Linked DNA regions of Homo sapiens: region 1 is linked to region 2. A link is an interaction called in ENCODE POLR2A ChIA-PET data of the cell type or tissue named here. Cell type or tissue: OCI-LY7. All regions are shown on one strand. Links, peaks and the distances in the headings refer to the core of each region. The heading gives the core; the rest is flanking DNA.

Region 1 (6,124 bases), core at 2,125-6,124, 230 kb after region 2:
GACTGGCTGATCTAAAACATTTATTATCGAGCCCTTTACTCAAAGTTTGCTGCCTCTAGTTTAAGCAAATAGAGATACTTCTCAAGTGCAACAAAATATGTTTTTACTGGATAAAAACAAGTTTTGTTCTTGTTGCCCAGGCTGAAGTGCAATGGTGCGATCTCGGCTTATCACAACTTCCGCCTCCCTGGTTCAAGCGATTCTCCTGCCTCAGCCTCCCGAGTAGCTGGGATTACAGGCATGCACCACCAGGCCTGGCTAAATTTGTATTTTTTTAGTAGAGACAGGGTTTCTGTGTGTTGGTCAGTCTGGTCTCAAACTCCCGAACTCAGGTGATCTGCCCGCCTCAGCCTCCCAAAGTGCTGGGATTACAGGCGTGAGCCACCGCGCCTGGCCTGTTTATTAATTCTTAGTGCTATTCTTTGGTTTGTGTTTGCAGAAACTTAGCTAGCAGTCCTGTTCTAGGTACTGTAATGGTAATGTGATGATAAGGATACTAATAATATGTCTAACATTTAATTCACTCTATATTTTATTTATTTATTTATTTTTATTTTATTTTATTTTTTTAAGACAGAGTCTGGCTCTGTCACCTAGGCTAGAGTGCAATGGGGCAATCTCAGCTCACTGTAACCTCTGCCTCCTGGGTTCAAGTGATTCTCCCATCTCAGCCTCCTGAGTAGCTGGGATTACAGGCGCCAGCTACCATGCCAGGTTAATTTTTGTATTTTTAATAGAGACAAGATTTCACCATGTTGACCAGGCTGGTCTTGAACTCCTGACCTCAAATAATCCACCCGCCTGAGCCTCCTGGAGTGCTGGGTTTACTGGCGTGAGCCACTGTGCCTGGCCTCAGCCTATGTTTTAAATCTTATAAACTCATAGCAATTTTTTTAAATCTAGGTACAGATTATTCAGATTTTACAAGTGAATAAACTAAAGCACAGAGGAGCCAAGTACTCCAAGCAAGGTCACACAGCTCAAAAGTGTTTGAGCTGGTAGTCTGACTTTAGAGTCCATGCTCTTAACTACCACAATTACAAAGCAACTGGAAGACAGGTCTTTGTCTATGAGAAGACATGAGACTAATACGAAAAGTTTGAGGAATAGTAATTTATGAAGACAGCATTTAATGGTTTGAATTACAGATGACCCTTGACCAACTTGGTGCTTAGGGGCACCAACGCCCATGCAGTCAAATCTGTGTGTAGCTTTTGACTTCACAACATCTTAACTACTAATTGCCTACTGTTGACCAGAAGCCTTACTGATAACACAGTCAATTAACACATTTTTGGTATTATGCATTATATACTGTATTCTTGCAATAAAGTAAGTAGAGAAAAGAAAATGTTAAGAAAGTCATAAGAGAATATATTTACTACTCATTAAGTGGAAGCAGATTGTCATAAAGGCCTTCATCCTTATTGTGTTCACATTGAGTAGGCTGAGAAGGAGAAAGAGGAGGGGTTGGTCTTGCTGTCTCAGAGGCGACAGAGGTGAAAGAAGATTTGCACGTATTTGGACTTGCACAGTTCAAATCCATGTTGTTCAGGGGTCACTTGTACAATTGCCAAAGATGTGCAAGAACAGAGATGGAGAGGTAGTAATGGGCAAAAGAAATTGAGAAGGGCTGAATGAAGGAGATGGGATGTGGGTTGATCCTTGGAGAATGGAGTCCACTGAGATTTCAAGAGAGACGAGCAGGCCTGGCGCAGTGGCTCATGCTTGTAATCCCAGCACTTTGGGAGGCCGAGGCGGGTGGATCACATGAGGTCAGGAGTTTGAGACCAGGCTGGCCAACATGGTGAAACTCTGTCTCTACTAAAAATAAAAAAAAATTAGCTGGGCATGGTGGCAGGCGCCTGTAATCCCAGCTACTCTGGAGGCTGAGGCAGGAGAATTGCTTGAACCCAGAGGTGGAGGTTGCAGTGAGCCAAAATTGTGCCATTGCACTCCAGCTTAGGCAGCAAGAGCGAAACTCCATCTCAAAGAAAAAAAAAAATAATGAGGGGGTCTCAGGCAAAGGAGAAGCAAGACTGGGCCACAGAAATCAGACTGAGGGCCTTGGGAAGGGAGGGAGCTGAGCAGCCTGGTCAGGACAGGGATATGTGGCCATGCAAGGGTAGACGTTTAAGTGGCAAAACAGGGCTCACCTACAGACAACCTCAAAAGTGAGGCAGAGGCCTGGGCTGGCTAGACTCAGTGGGAAAAGCCCTCAGGCTCAGGACAACCAAAGAGCATGGAGATGCACTTTCCAATTCAGTGGGCAGGACGCTTGGGGCTGAGAACTGGAGTACACACGTTCTTAGTGTGGGAAGAGCTTTAGAAATTACAATCATGATGCTTCTGTGAGCTTTCCATTTAAAAAAAAAAAAATCTCATACAACCTTAATACAACCCTACAGGAAAGATGTTTTTTTTTTTTCCCCCATTTTATATGTTAGGAAACAGAGTCTCAAACAGGTCTTAAATAACTAGCCCAAGACCATATAATAAATGGCAGAACTGGGATAAAACTGAAGAGGTGATGCTCTAAAGCCTGTGCTCTCGACCTCCACACTCCTTGATGAGTGAAATGTTGAGCTGGTAGGAATCGGTAGCTTTATATTTCACAATTGAGAGAAGGTTTGCTGAGGGGGTGAATCATCCTTTTTGGATGGTGGTGTGCTCTTTATCAGTAGGTGATGCAGTAGAAGATAGTTTCCCCAGTCTACCTTCCCTCATAGTGAGCCATGGTGGATGTCACAGCTGATCTGGTGGCTGTCACTTCAGGGCTGGGTTAGGAGTGATTACAAAAAAATTGTGAAATATATCATGCATACACAAAAATGTATATAATGTATCCATACAGTGTAAAGATGAACATTGTCTGTTCACCGTTCAGTTAAGCATTAGAACATTGCCTATACGTGTGAGGCCTTTTTTTTTCTCTTTTAAAAATCTATGGCAATATGCAAAGGCTGGGAGGACAAGCCCCAGAGAATGGAAATCTTGGGAAATGAGCACTGAGTAGGTTCCTGAGTCTGGGTTTCAGAGTCTCCCACTTGGAGGTGGCAGGCTATGCTTCTCAGCAGGTGCCTCGTTGTTGCAGTGTGGGGATAAATGGCTGCCCAGAACACAGAATACCCTCCCTTCAGCTATGTGGCGGGCCTCTGGGGACAGATGCACATGGTTCTGCTGCTCACTACTGGTGTGACTATGGAGAAGTCACTTACTGTCCCCAAGCCTTGATTCTCTCATCTGTAAAATGTGGTTGTCCAGGCGTGGTGACTCACACCTGTAATCTCAGCACTTTGGGAGGCTGGGGCAGGTGGATCACTTGAGGCCAGGAGTTTAAGACCAGCCTGGCCAACATGGTGAAACCCCATCTCTACCAAAAACGTGAAAATTAGCTGGGTGTGGTGGTGCATGCCTGTAATCCAAGCTACTTGGGAGGTTGAGGCATGAGAATAGCTTCAACCCCAGAGGTAGAGGTTGCAGTGAGCCGAGATCTAACCACTGGACTCCAGCCTGGGTGACAGAGCAAGACCTTATCTCAAAAAATATGTAAATAAATGAAAAATAAAATAAAATAAAATCGGGTTAATGACATCTACCCCAGAGGGCTGTTGTGAAGACTGTCAGGATTCAATGAAATAATTCGTGTTGATGCTCTTGGGATGGGGCCTGGCACGTTATAAAAGTTAGCTGCCCCTATATTTTTTTTGTTTTATATTTAGCACTATATACAGAAAACATGGCTACAGTCCTTGCCTTTCCTGCACTTAAAATTTACTACTGTTTTTCATGCCTTAGGTGGGGCCAGCGAGTTCTGATCATTATTATTTTTCTAGTAGTGCCTTTCTCAGGACACAAGGTCACTATCAGTCAGTTTGACCCTTCCTTTCAAGTGAACAGCCTCCCCAGTCATGTGTTTTGGTCTCATTGCTGGAGCTCTTCCAACTCCTGTCCCACAAGGTTATGGTCACTTGACCACTGCACTGGAGGCTGGAACTTGTTCTACATTTACTGGAAGTGTGACTTTGGGCAAGTCACCAATGACCTCATCTCTAAGATGATGGGCAGGATTAGAGCAGTAGATTGGTCTCTCAGACCTTCGGGGGCTTCATGCTAAGGATCTTTAGTGTACAAGACCTTTAATATTCTTCCTGAGTTTCCACTGGATTCTTTCTGCCCCGTCTTGAATTAATTGTTTGTTTACTAAACTGACATTTCTTGAGTATCTACTGGGCTAGGTGGCAAGCATAAAAGGATGAGTCAGTACTGGTTGTTGCTCTAGCAGAGTGCCTGCTGTCATGGGGGTAGCCAGAGCTGGACCTCCCTTTCAGGTAGGGTCTTATAGGAAAATTCCACTGGAAAACTGAGATGCCTCTTCTACTGTAGTGCAAATAGATTTATCTTTCAGTTCAGACCTCTTTTTGGGCCCTTTCTCCTGAGACTGGGAGATTCTTTGTTTCATAATTGCTTCCCTGAAGTGACCTCAACTGTCTTTTCTTATTGAAAGGTCATAGTTTACATCCAGGGACATTATGACAATGACATGCAAAGCTCCTTTGTTTTCTAGAGGCTTAACTTCACAAACCTGAGGATGCAAATTTTGGGAACTGACCATTGAGCTTTTGAAGGTGATCTGCTGTGCTGGTTGCACATTATTTTCCTCAGGCTTCTTCTCGATCTGAAATGTACCTTTTTATGCGTTTATCTTGCATCTGTTAACTCTGGCATGTTCAAATGGTTTCTGTTAACCCCCTGATTTCATTAGCCAAGAGTTTCTACTTCACGTTCTTGCTTTCTTTGATATAAACAAGCAAAACACATTTGTACCTTGTGGGGCCTATGAGTAATAGGAGCCAACCATTACCATTTAGCGATTGAGCTTTCCTTGTATAAGCCAGTATGTTCATAGCAGCAATGATAGTTCTCCTTTTTACAAAAATCTGTACTTGGTGCAGTAAGTACTTAGTGCTGTTAAATACTGAAGAGTATTGTGTGTGCAGCTATAGAACTGGTTTTTCTCGCTTGTTGCAGTCTTAACTGCTTTCTGTGGCTAAATTCTCCTAAGTGTGTTTCTAGGCATAAGTTAGGACAGTTTTTATGCTGATCACTAGTGCTATAATATAATTCATAGTTGTCATCATTAGTCACAAGGTACCCTTAGCCACATCCTTGCCAGGAAAAGGAATATGAACTACGAATGAGCACCTGTCTCCCTCTTTCTATTCTTCTTGGGACGGGCTAAGCTTCATGCATTTGCTGCATGAAAAACATATTTATAACTATCTCCCATCCAACCTCCTCTTCACATCCTCCTCTCCCAGTCATTTATACTGGGAGCTTTTGCAGCATTTTTTCATTGTTCTTCCTCACTCTCCATGTGGTTCTGTCTTTGCAGTGTCTCCCTGACTTATACTACTCTGTTTCCTTAGACTCTTGCCACCTTCCTAATTTATCACCTTCTAGTGTCTTGCTTGGCATGGTGGAACAGCCACCTGACTGATTTCCCCTTTTGAAAACAGCTTCATTTTGATATAATCATGTACTGTACAATTCACTCATTTAAGATGTACAATTCAAAGGCCTTTAATTTGCAGCTATTACCACAGTCAACTTTACATCTCAACACCTCAAAAAGAATCCCCACACCATTTAGCTAGCAGTCCCTTACTCACCCTCACCCCTCGGCCCAGCTCTAGGCAACCACTTTCTATTTCTGTAGATTTCCCTATTCTGGACTTTATTTTATTTTATTTTATTTTTTTTTGAGACAGAGTCTCACTCTGTCGCCAGGTTAGAGTGCAGTGGCTCAATCTGGGCTCACTGCAACCTCTGCTTCCCGGGTTCAAGCGATCCTCCCACCTTAACCTCCTGAGTAGCTGGGACTACAGGCACGCATCACCACACCTGACTAATTGTTTTTTTTATTTTTAGTAGAGACAGGGTTTCACCATGTTGGTCAGGCTGGTCTTGAACTCCTGATCTTTCCTCAGGTGATCCACCCACCTCAGCCTCCTAAAGTGCCGGGATTACAGGTGTGAGCCACCGCGCCCAGTTCTGGACTTTAATATGAATGGAATTATATGGACTTTTGTTTCTGGTTTCTTTCACTTAGCATAACATTTTC
Region 2 (8,386 bases), core at 2,092-6,091:
CCTAAGCTTTGAACTTGACCTAGTTGTTTACCACATGTGTGATTCCAGGCTAGCTTCCTGTCTGTAAAATAAGGGTAATTGTAATGCTTCCCTTTCCTATTGCACAGAAATGTGACGATAACGTAAGCCATTCTACATTCTAACTATGTGTGTGTTGGGGAGGGAGGGGGGAGGGATCATGTCTGTTTTGCTTCCTTTATTTCCATATTGTTTGGAAGATGCTCATTAATACTTGACTTAATGAACTGTCAGGTGGGATAACCCTTCCCTGTTCCTCCGTTTGGAGGGCAGATAGAACATGATGACTGGAGATGCATGAAATGTGACTAATGTCTCTGTGTAATCAGGACTTGCAACACCCTGATTGCTCCTATCTGATTCTTTCTGAACAAAACAAAACAAAAGAAAAACTTGACTTAATGAATAAATGGTGGAGTTGGGTGATTTCCACATCATTGATGTCCAAGCTTTAGCGTGCATCAGGATCACCCGAGGGTCTTGTTCAGACTCGACTGCCAAGACCCACCTAGAGAGTTTTTGGTTCAGGAAGCCTGGGGTGAGGCCCAAGAACCTGCATCTAACGACTTCCCGGTGTGCTGTGGCGCAGCGGGCAGGGACGGAGGCGCCCAGGGGCAGGCGGCAGCACGGGAAGAGGCCAGCAGGTGGCGCGGTCGCCCAACCCGGCCGCCCCCCGGGCGCCGAGGGAAGCGGGTCAGGGGCGTCCCCACCTGCCCAAGCGCCGGCTCTCCCAGGCAGCAGGGGCGGCGGCGGCCTGGCTGGCTGCGCTGCAGAGCGGAGAGCAGGAGCGGCGTGGGAGGAATTCGGAGCACTTTCGCCGCCTGCCTCCTTTTACTGCTGGTTGCCCTCAAAGGAGCCCTCTCCCTCCACACGCCTTTGGGCCTTACCAGCCGCCGGAAGCGGCGGCATCCATCCCAGCAAAGCGTGCATTCCATCCTCTGGAAAAAAAGTCTTTGAGCTTCCTTTACAGTGACCTTACTTTGGGGACTGAACCGTTGCGACTAAGAAAACCCCTCCTCAAGTTTAATGGAACGATCACATGACACGTGGTTGACGAAGCCATTCCCTCCTTGCTACTTGCCTTGTGTGATACACTGTCACGGCCCGGGCTTCTGGCTTGGTGGAGGGGACACCACCGCGGCTCCGGCTGCGGACTTCGGGCTCCTCCCCTGAGCCAGGCGGAGAGCGCTGCCCGCTTTAGAGAACTGTTAGGCGGCTGCCGGGCGACAACGCGGGAAAAGTGCCTTACACAGCGTAAGGGCTCAATCCACATTAAGGAATTAGGCAGGAAAAAGTGTCAGTGAATAGCCAGTGACAGTCCCTTAGGGAAGAAATGAATTTGGGTTTAGCTGTCCAGTAGAACTCTGCTGTCTACACTATCCAGCACAGTGGTCCCTAGCCATAGGTGACCATTGAGCACGTGAAATATGGCAAGGGTGATCAGAGAATTGAATTTTAAATTGTATTTAATTTTCATTAAATTTAAAGTATTAAACCGCACAGGTTTAGCAAAACGCCTTGCTGAATTGTGAAAAGATGTCCCTTAAGCCTTAGGGCATGGCTGGCAACGGATAAGAGGTAGTTAAATCTCTCTGCCTAAAAAGATATAGGAATTTTAGGGGATGGGGCAATCTGACTAGCAAGGAATGGAAGAGAGGTTGGGGGGAAAGGGCCAGAGGCATTGCGAGGAGTTAGTGACTAAGCCAATCAGAAAGGAAGTCAGTAAAACCCCTCTGGTGGCAGAAATGACTCAAGGGGAATTTAAAAACTGGAATGCGTAATATTCAGTCTGAAGTCGTTTACTGAGCAGCAGAATGATGTTACTTCTGTCTGTTGCCCGTCCCTTCAGAAATGTCTGCTTAACACAGAGCCTGGAGGTGGCAGCAATTAGGGAGTGACGAGATGACAAGATGTGGGGGTGTCCAGTGGGGGTGATTCGTTCACGAAAGGTGAGAGCAAATTCTGGAGGGAACAGGAGAGAGAGAAAGAATTCAGCACAGGTAGGATCTAGGGACTGAGAGACTGCGGTGATATTGTCAGGAGGACGCCTTTTCCGCTGCAGAGGGGATAGAGATTTTTGAACCACTTTTAATTAAATCTTAAAGGTAACAGCAGCTCCAGCAAGTGGGAGGACTTGAACATCCAGGTCTTTGCTTCAAAGCATTTCTTCAGATTAATGCTTCCTGACTTAAATAACCTCACAGAGCAGGCATCTCTTGAAGGGCCTCACTGCAGACTGCAGGTGTGAGTGAGAAAGGAGGCCAGGAGGGCTTGGGCAATGCTGCAGCAGGCAGACAGGAAGCAGAGGCACCGGTGTCTTGCTAAATTTATAAAGCGTAGCATCATTTTTTCTGGACTTTTGTCTCTCTCTGTGGTGTCTAGCAATAATGAACCACTGTCCACCTGCTCCCAATTTCTGTAGGGGTGTGTGTGTGTGTGTGTGTGTGTGTGTGTGTGTGTATGCAAAGCGAGGTGCAGCTTCGGTGCCAGGCATACTTCATGTGCTGCGACACAGCACCTCCTAGTCATTATCTCTGCTGCTGTCTTAGAAGATAACTCCTGAGGGTGATAATGTGGCATCAAGCTCCTCTTGCAAGTGATTCCATGACAAAACTCTCAGATCATGCCCTGTCCACCACCCCTTCCCTGCCTGGAACCTAGAGGTAGATCAAACATCACCTCTTAGTAGCCACCTGTGACTCGTAGCCCCAACAGCTGCCTCTCTGACCAGGAAGCCTTTGCATAGAGAACCGGGAAGGGAGAGAGTGTAGGCTTTCCAAGAGAAGGGACTTGTGTTTTCCCTGGTTCCTCTGTTGTATCCAAGTAAAGCTAGTTCTCTAGCTACTGCACGTGATAATTTATTTGATCCTGTTTTTGCCCACAGGATCTCCCAACCACTCCTTACTGTACCCTCTACCTTCTAACCCTGTTCTGCGGTAACCTCCTTGAAGAAACGTCACCTAGTGGAACCTCCTGGTGTCACTCTTGCGAGCACCCTCATGTACATCAGCATGGTTGCTCTGGGCAACTCCCAGTGGAGATGAAGCAAGTGGATAATCCCCAGTGGGGTTCGAGAGTATCACATGTTTTTCCAAAAAGCTCCCATTAAAATAAATATATTACCTGGCAGGGAGAGGAGAATCGCAGCATTCAGCTGGCAGACTGGCAAGGAATATTCCATCAGATTGAATAGAAGTCACTGGTCTAGGAAGGGAAGCTTCAGGGAAGAGAGTTTTTTGTTGTTGTTGTTTTTTGTTTTTTTTTTTTTTGAGATGGAGCCTTACTCTGTCACCCAGGCTGGAGTGCACTGGCACGATCCCGGCTCACTTCAACCTCTGCCTCCTGGGTTCAAGCCATTGAAGAGAGTATTTTTTAATGAGGGCAAGATGAGGGATGGAGGAGAAGGATGGAGAGGGATGAGAGGGAAATGGGAAACTAAAGGGTGCCACTCTCTGAAAGGGGCTATGCAAGAAGAATGATATTTTGCATGAGATACGGAGGAGAATGAATCTTGAGATTTTTAAAGTGAGATTAACATGGATTCAAATTGTGGCTCAGCCATCATCTGTGTGACCCCCTTGGGGGCCCATCTCAGGAGGTTTATTTTCCTCATGGGTACAGGAGGTCATTAGGATCTCATGAGATTATTTGTGTAAAGGTCACACCTTAGAAGGCCCATGCATACATCACGTTTGCTTAAGATTGACCACTTTTCCTGCCACAGGAAGGAAAAACAACAGCCACAGCAAAGGCCAGGAGAAATCATAGTGTGCATTTGTGTAGTTGTTATACCTCTCAGAGCACTTTCCTATAGGTCATTACGATTGCCCAAGTTCTAACAAGCTCAAGAGGTAGAGAGTCTCCAGCAGCGCCCCTGCTTGTAGAAAGCGGCATTAAGATCCCATTCAGCTTGGTGGTGAACTAGAGCAGAACTTTCGGGTCTTTTCAGCCCTGAACCTGGTCTGGTTCTCAAACGCTTTTTGATAACCCATGCCCTACCTTTAACCCTGGCATGTTTAGTGCAGTTAATTAGTTGGGCAGAGCATAACGTATGCACTTTTGAGAGACATTGATTGTGTGTGGTTAATTGGGAACTTGTCTGAGTGTGTGGTGTCTGTCTGCTGTGCACTGTGAAAGGCAGAGTCTGCCGCCTTTGCAGGAAATAGGCAGTTGACACTGCTGTTTTCCTGCTGTGCCAAGCCAGCCAGAAGGAACTTTGCCAGGTTCTTAAGGGCTTCTGGGCCCAGCTTTGCTGATAAAGATACAGTAACCTGAAGTGCTTTGATGAGGCTGTGTGCAGATTAATTCAGGTTCAAGACTAAGTTGGCATGAACTGAGCTTTGAGTGATGGGTACGAAAAAGAGTACCAGGTACTCACAAGGCAGGGACAAAAAAGCAAAGTGTGTCCCAGTAAGGGAGCAACATCACTGACTACCACTCTTTTAGTACAATGAACACACCGTCTATGGAACAATTACTATGTGTCAGGCACCGTGCTGGGTGTTTTTCTTATATGATCTCTTTGAATCGTCACAGCAACCCTATAAGAAACCATTTATGTCACTCGGAATTGCAGATGAGGAAGCAAAAGCTCTCTTAGCAAGGTTGAATAACTCGTCTAAGGTATGTAATAGAAAATACGGAGGCATCATTTGAATCTCAGGATTTCTATCTTCAGATCATTTGCTTCTTACACCTGCACTACATTGTCTGTCACCAAACTGATCTGACAAATGACCCAGATCACAATATGGATTGGCAAGAGAGGGGGAAATATCTTATGGTGCGGGTATTTTGTTGGACAGGGTTGGCCTATCTCCACAAAAAAGGCCAGGTCAGTTCTACTGCACCAAGACAGGATTGCAAGGGCTGGGGTCACACTGTGCCCTCCTTTTTAAATCCCTGGAAAAATTCACAAGATCCCCAGTGGGGTTTGAGAGTATCACATGTTTTTCTAAAAAGCCCCCATTAAAATAATTACATTATCTGGGTGGAGAGAGGAGAATGGCAGCACTTCAGCTGGCAGGCTGGCAGCCTGGCAAAGAATATTCCACCAGATTAAGTAGAAGTCCTGGTCTAGGAAGGGAAGCTTCAAGAAAGAGAGTATTTTATTTTTATTTATTTATTTATTTTTGAGACGGAGTCTTACTCTCTCACCCAGGCTGGAGTGCATTGGCACGATCCCGGCTCACAGCAACCTCTGCCTCCCAGGTTCAAGCGATTGAAGAGAGTATTTTTTGATGAGGGATGGAGGAGAAGGATGGAAAGGGATGAGAGGGAAATGGAAAACTAAAGGGTGGCACTCTTTGAAAGGGGGTTTGCTAGATTACTTTGTCCGGGGTCCTCAAAGGAGCGGGCTGAGCGTTGGGACGGGGTCCTGGTAAAGAAGGAGGATGCGCCCAGGATAATCATATTATTATGAGTTACCAGTTGCTGAGCACTTATCATGAACCAGGCATTATGCTAAGTGCTGCCTATGTCTCACATAATCCTCATCATAACATCATGAAGTGGGAACAGTTATATCCGTTTATCTATGCAAAAACTGAGACTTAGTTTGAGTAACCTGCCTGGAGTCTGTCCGGAAATGCTGCCGCTGTGATTCAAACCCAATTTAAAGCTAAGCCTCTCAACCTCGATGCTCTGCTACCCACCATTCTAGGCAACCAATAAATGTGGCTGAATTGATTTGGAGATTAATTATCACCACCACCACGCTTTCCCTAATAATAATAGGGCCTTGTGAATGTGTGGGCTCCCAGTCACCAGAATGGCTCACTTAGAGCCTGAGAGATCACACCCTGGGGGAGGTTGGACAAAACCATCTCAGCAGCCCCACCAGATCTATCAGATCTTTTGATCCAGTCAACTTTCAGGGTAAACAGGGTCATTTCAGACCATCTGGAGAAGCATAATGGCAATTCTTAGAAAATCTTTGGTAGCTCTCTGAACTCTAAGAAGCACTTCTTAAGCAAACCTCTAAGCTGTCTCTACCATCTTATGGCCTTTTTCTCTGAGACCAAGTCGAAAGGAGCTGGGAGCCAGGCCGGTGCATTCCTCCCCAGGCCCTTTCTTCACCATTCACTTCTGAGCACTCTATGCTCACCGTTCCATAAAGAAGTCTCTCTCTTCCTGGTTGATCTTGCCTCAGCTCAGTCTTTCCCTCAATATTAAGCTGAAAACAGGGAAATTCAATCAAAGTGAAGGCTTCCTTTACCCCAGCAGGTCCTACAAGCATTTAATAAGTTGCGTGGAGATGTAAAAATAGATCATGAAGCGGTTGATAAGAATAACATTTCTTGCCAAGAGAGCCCTTATGCAGGAGGACTAGCAAAAAAAAAAAAAAAAAAAAAAAAAAAAAGCGAGAGAGAGAAGCTCAGGAGCATTGACAGTACAAGAAATAAGATTTGCTTTTGGAGAAAAGAGAACAGAGAAGTTTTGAGATGAGAGCATGCTGGATACCAACAGAAAAAACAGTGAGTTCTGAAAGTGGGGAGGGGGATTGCAGGCGTAGAAGTAGCAACAGAGTTCCATCAGGCCAGGAGATGAATGCCTGTAATCCCAGCACTCTGGGAGGCCAAGGGGAGGATCCCTGGAGCCCAGGAGTTTGAGACTGGCCTGAGCAACATGCAAGACCCAGTCTCTACAATAAAAAATTTTTAAAATTAGCTAGAATCACTCCTTGACTCCCCAGCTCCTTGGGAGGCTGAGGTAGGAGAATCCCTTGAAGCCCGGGAAGTCACTGCAGTGAGCTATGATCAGGCTGCTTCACTCCAGCCTGTGTGACAGAGTGAGACCCTATCTCAAAAAAAAAACAAACAAAAAACAAACAAACAAAAAAAAACAACCAAACAAACAGAAACCTCTATCTCATGGCAGCCTTGGAAATAATTACAGTGCATAGAAAAATCAATCGGCAAGCTTTTACTGAGCACTGGAACACGATGGCAATGTGAAACCAAAAGACCAGGCCCCTTTGCAAGGAGAGTGCAGAGTACTGGGGAGATAAAAATAGCACACTTGAAACAATTAGAGAGCAATTAATGCCAACTGTCTGGTTCTGACTCAAGTACAACGGGACTCCAGAGAGTGGAGGAAGCCTGGCGAGCTGGAATAATCTGCCAGGCAGGGGTAGGAAAAACTCACAGGGACCCCAAGGTCTTGGGTGTCACATGCTTTGAGGAAAAGAGTCTATTCCTATGGAATGCTCTGCTTGCGTAATACACACAACTCAAACTAACCACAGTCTTGCCCTTCCAGAAGTTTCCAATTAAAAAGCAGAACATAGCGCTTGACCTACGACAGCTTTGCTAAATAAATGGATGAAAGAACAAGTGATTGGAGTCCTAGGACTTCTTAGGGATAACTGAGGAAGCAAGGGAGTGGGAATGGCATGGTTGTAGAAATATTCCTTGGTCTACTGGCTCCTTTCTGAGGGCAGGGACTTTGTCTTTCTTCCATATTTATTAAGCCCTCACCATACAAAAAAATATTGTGCTGGCCCTGAAAATGAGAGGTCTGGAGATGCAACAGACATAGTCTATGAGCTTCCAAATGTCTCATACAAGAGCTTCCTTTGAAACCTGGAGCTTAATTCTGTACATCATGCCTTAGATGACTGAATATCCTTTCCCTAAATACACATCTACTAAGTCAATCATAAATTCTGTAAATAGTTTGCACCTACTATGTGCTAGATAATGTGATAGGTGGTCAAGATAAGCATGAAAAACAGTGTTTTCTTCTAAAAAGAGCTTATTGTTGGCTGGGTGCAGTGGCTCACACATGTAATCCCAGCACTTTGGGAGGCCGAGGCAGGAGGATCACCTAAGGTCAGGAGTTCGAGACTAGCCTGGTCAACAGGGTGAAACCCTATCTCTACTAAAAATACAAAAATTAGCTGGGCATGGTGGCTGGCACCTGTAATCCCAACTACTGGGGAGGCCGAGGCAGGTTCGAGAATCGCTTGAACCCAGGAGGTGGAGGTTGCAGTGAGCCGAGATCCCGCCATTGCACTCCAGCTGGGGCGACAAGAGCAAAACTCTCTCTCAAAAATAAATAAATAAAATCAAAAGAGCTTACTGTCAAGTGGTAGAGAAATAGTCATATATTTAGTGCAGTATATACTTGTTCTCATGGCATGTCGTGCAATGTGTGGGCAGAGCTCAAGAAAAAGATCACCTAAGCTGTCCAGAGGAGTGAAGGCCGAGCCCACAGAGGAAGAAGCATTTGAGTGGATTCTGTCAGGGGCAAGGTGTGGTAAGTGGGAATAACATGTAGGCAGGTGGACTGGAATGTGCAAAATCTGGATGCATGAGAGGACTTAGTAACATGTTCTGAGAGCTGGGAATAACTGAGTACTACCAGG

What was found. ChIA-PET counts read pairs that join two places held together with the same protein. Peaks named below come from ENCODE experiments on the same cell type or tissue, not always from the same donor. Only the 100,000 strongest peaks of a DNase experiment are listed, where the experiment ranks them.
Region 1: POLR2A ChIA-PET joins it to region 2 with 8 read pairs; 3 of 35 experiments call an interaction of 5 or more read pairs at or near these places.

What each region holds. Positions count from the first base shown.
Region 1 is chr11:123,532,875-123,538,998 of GRCh38, forward strand. All of the region lies in intron 2 of GRAMD1B (GRAM domain containing 1B), which reads left to right. Among named protein-coding and RNA genes, the nearest start is that of GRAMD1B, 110 kb to the left of the region's middle. RefSeq lists an enhancer at 4,335-4,909. In OCI-LY7, for the core only: no CTCF peak of the experiment used is centred there; no DNase peak of the experiment used is centred there.
Region 2 is chr11:123,301,145-123,309,530 of GRCh38, forward strand. It overlaps LOC124900305 (U8 small nucleolar RNA), which reads left to right and starts at 246; the gene lies at 246-379. RefSeq lists a silencer at 553-912. In OCI-LY7, for the core only: CTCF peaks have their summits at 2,970, 3,903 and 4,107; DNase peaks (open chromatin) are centred at 2,347, 2,997 and 3,887; H3K4me3 peaks cover 1,288 bases; H3K27ac peaks cover 2,830 bases.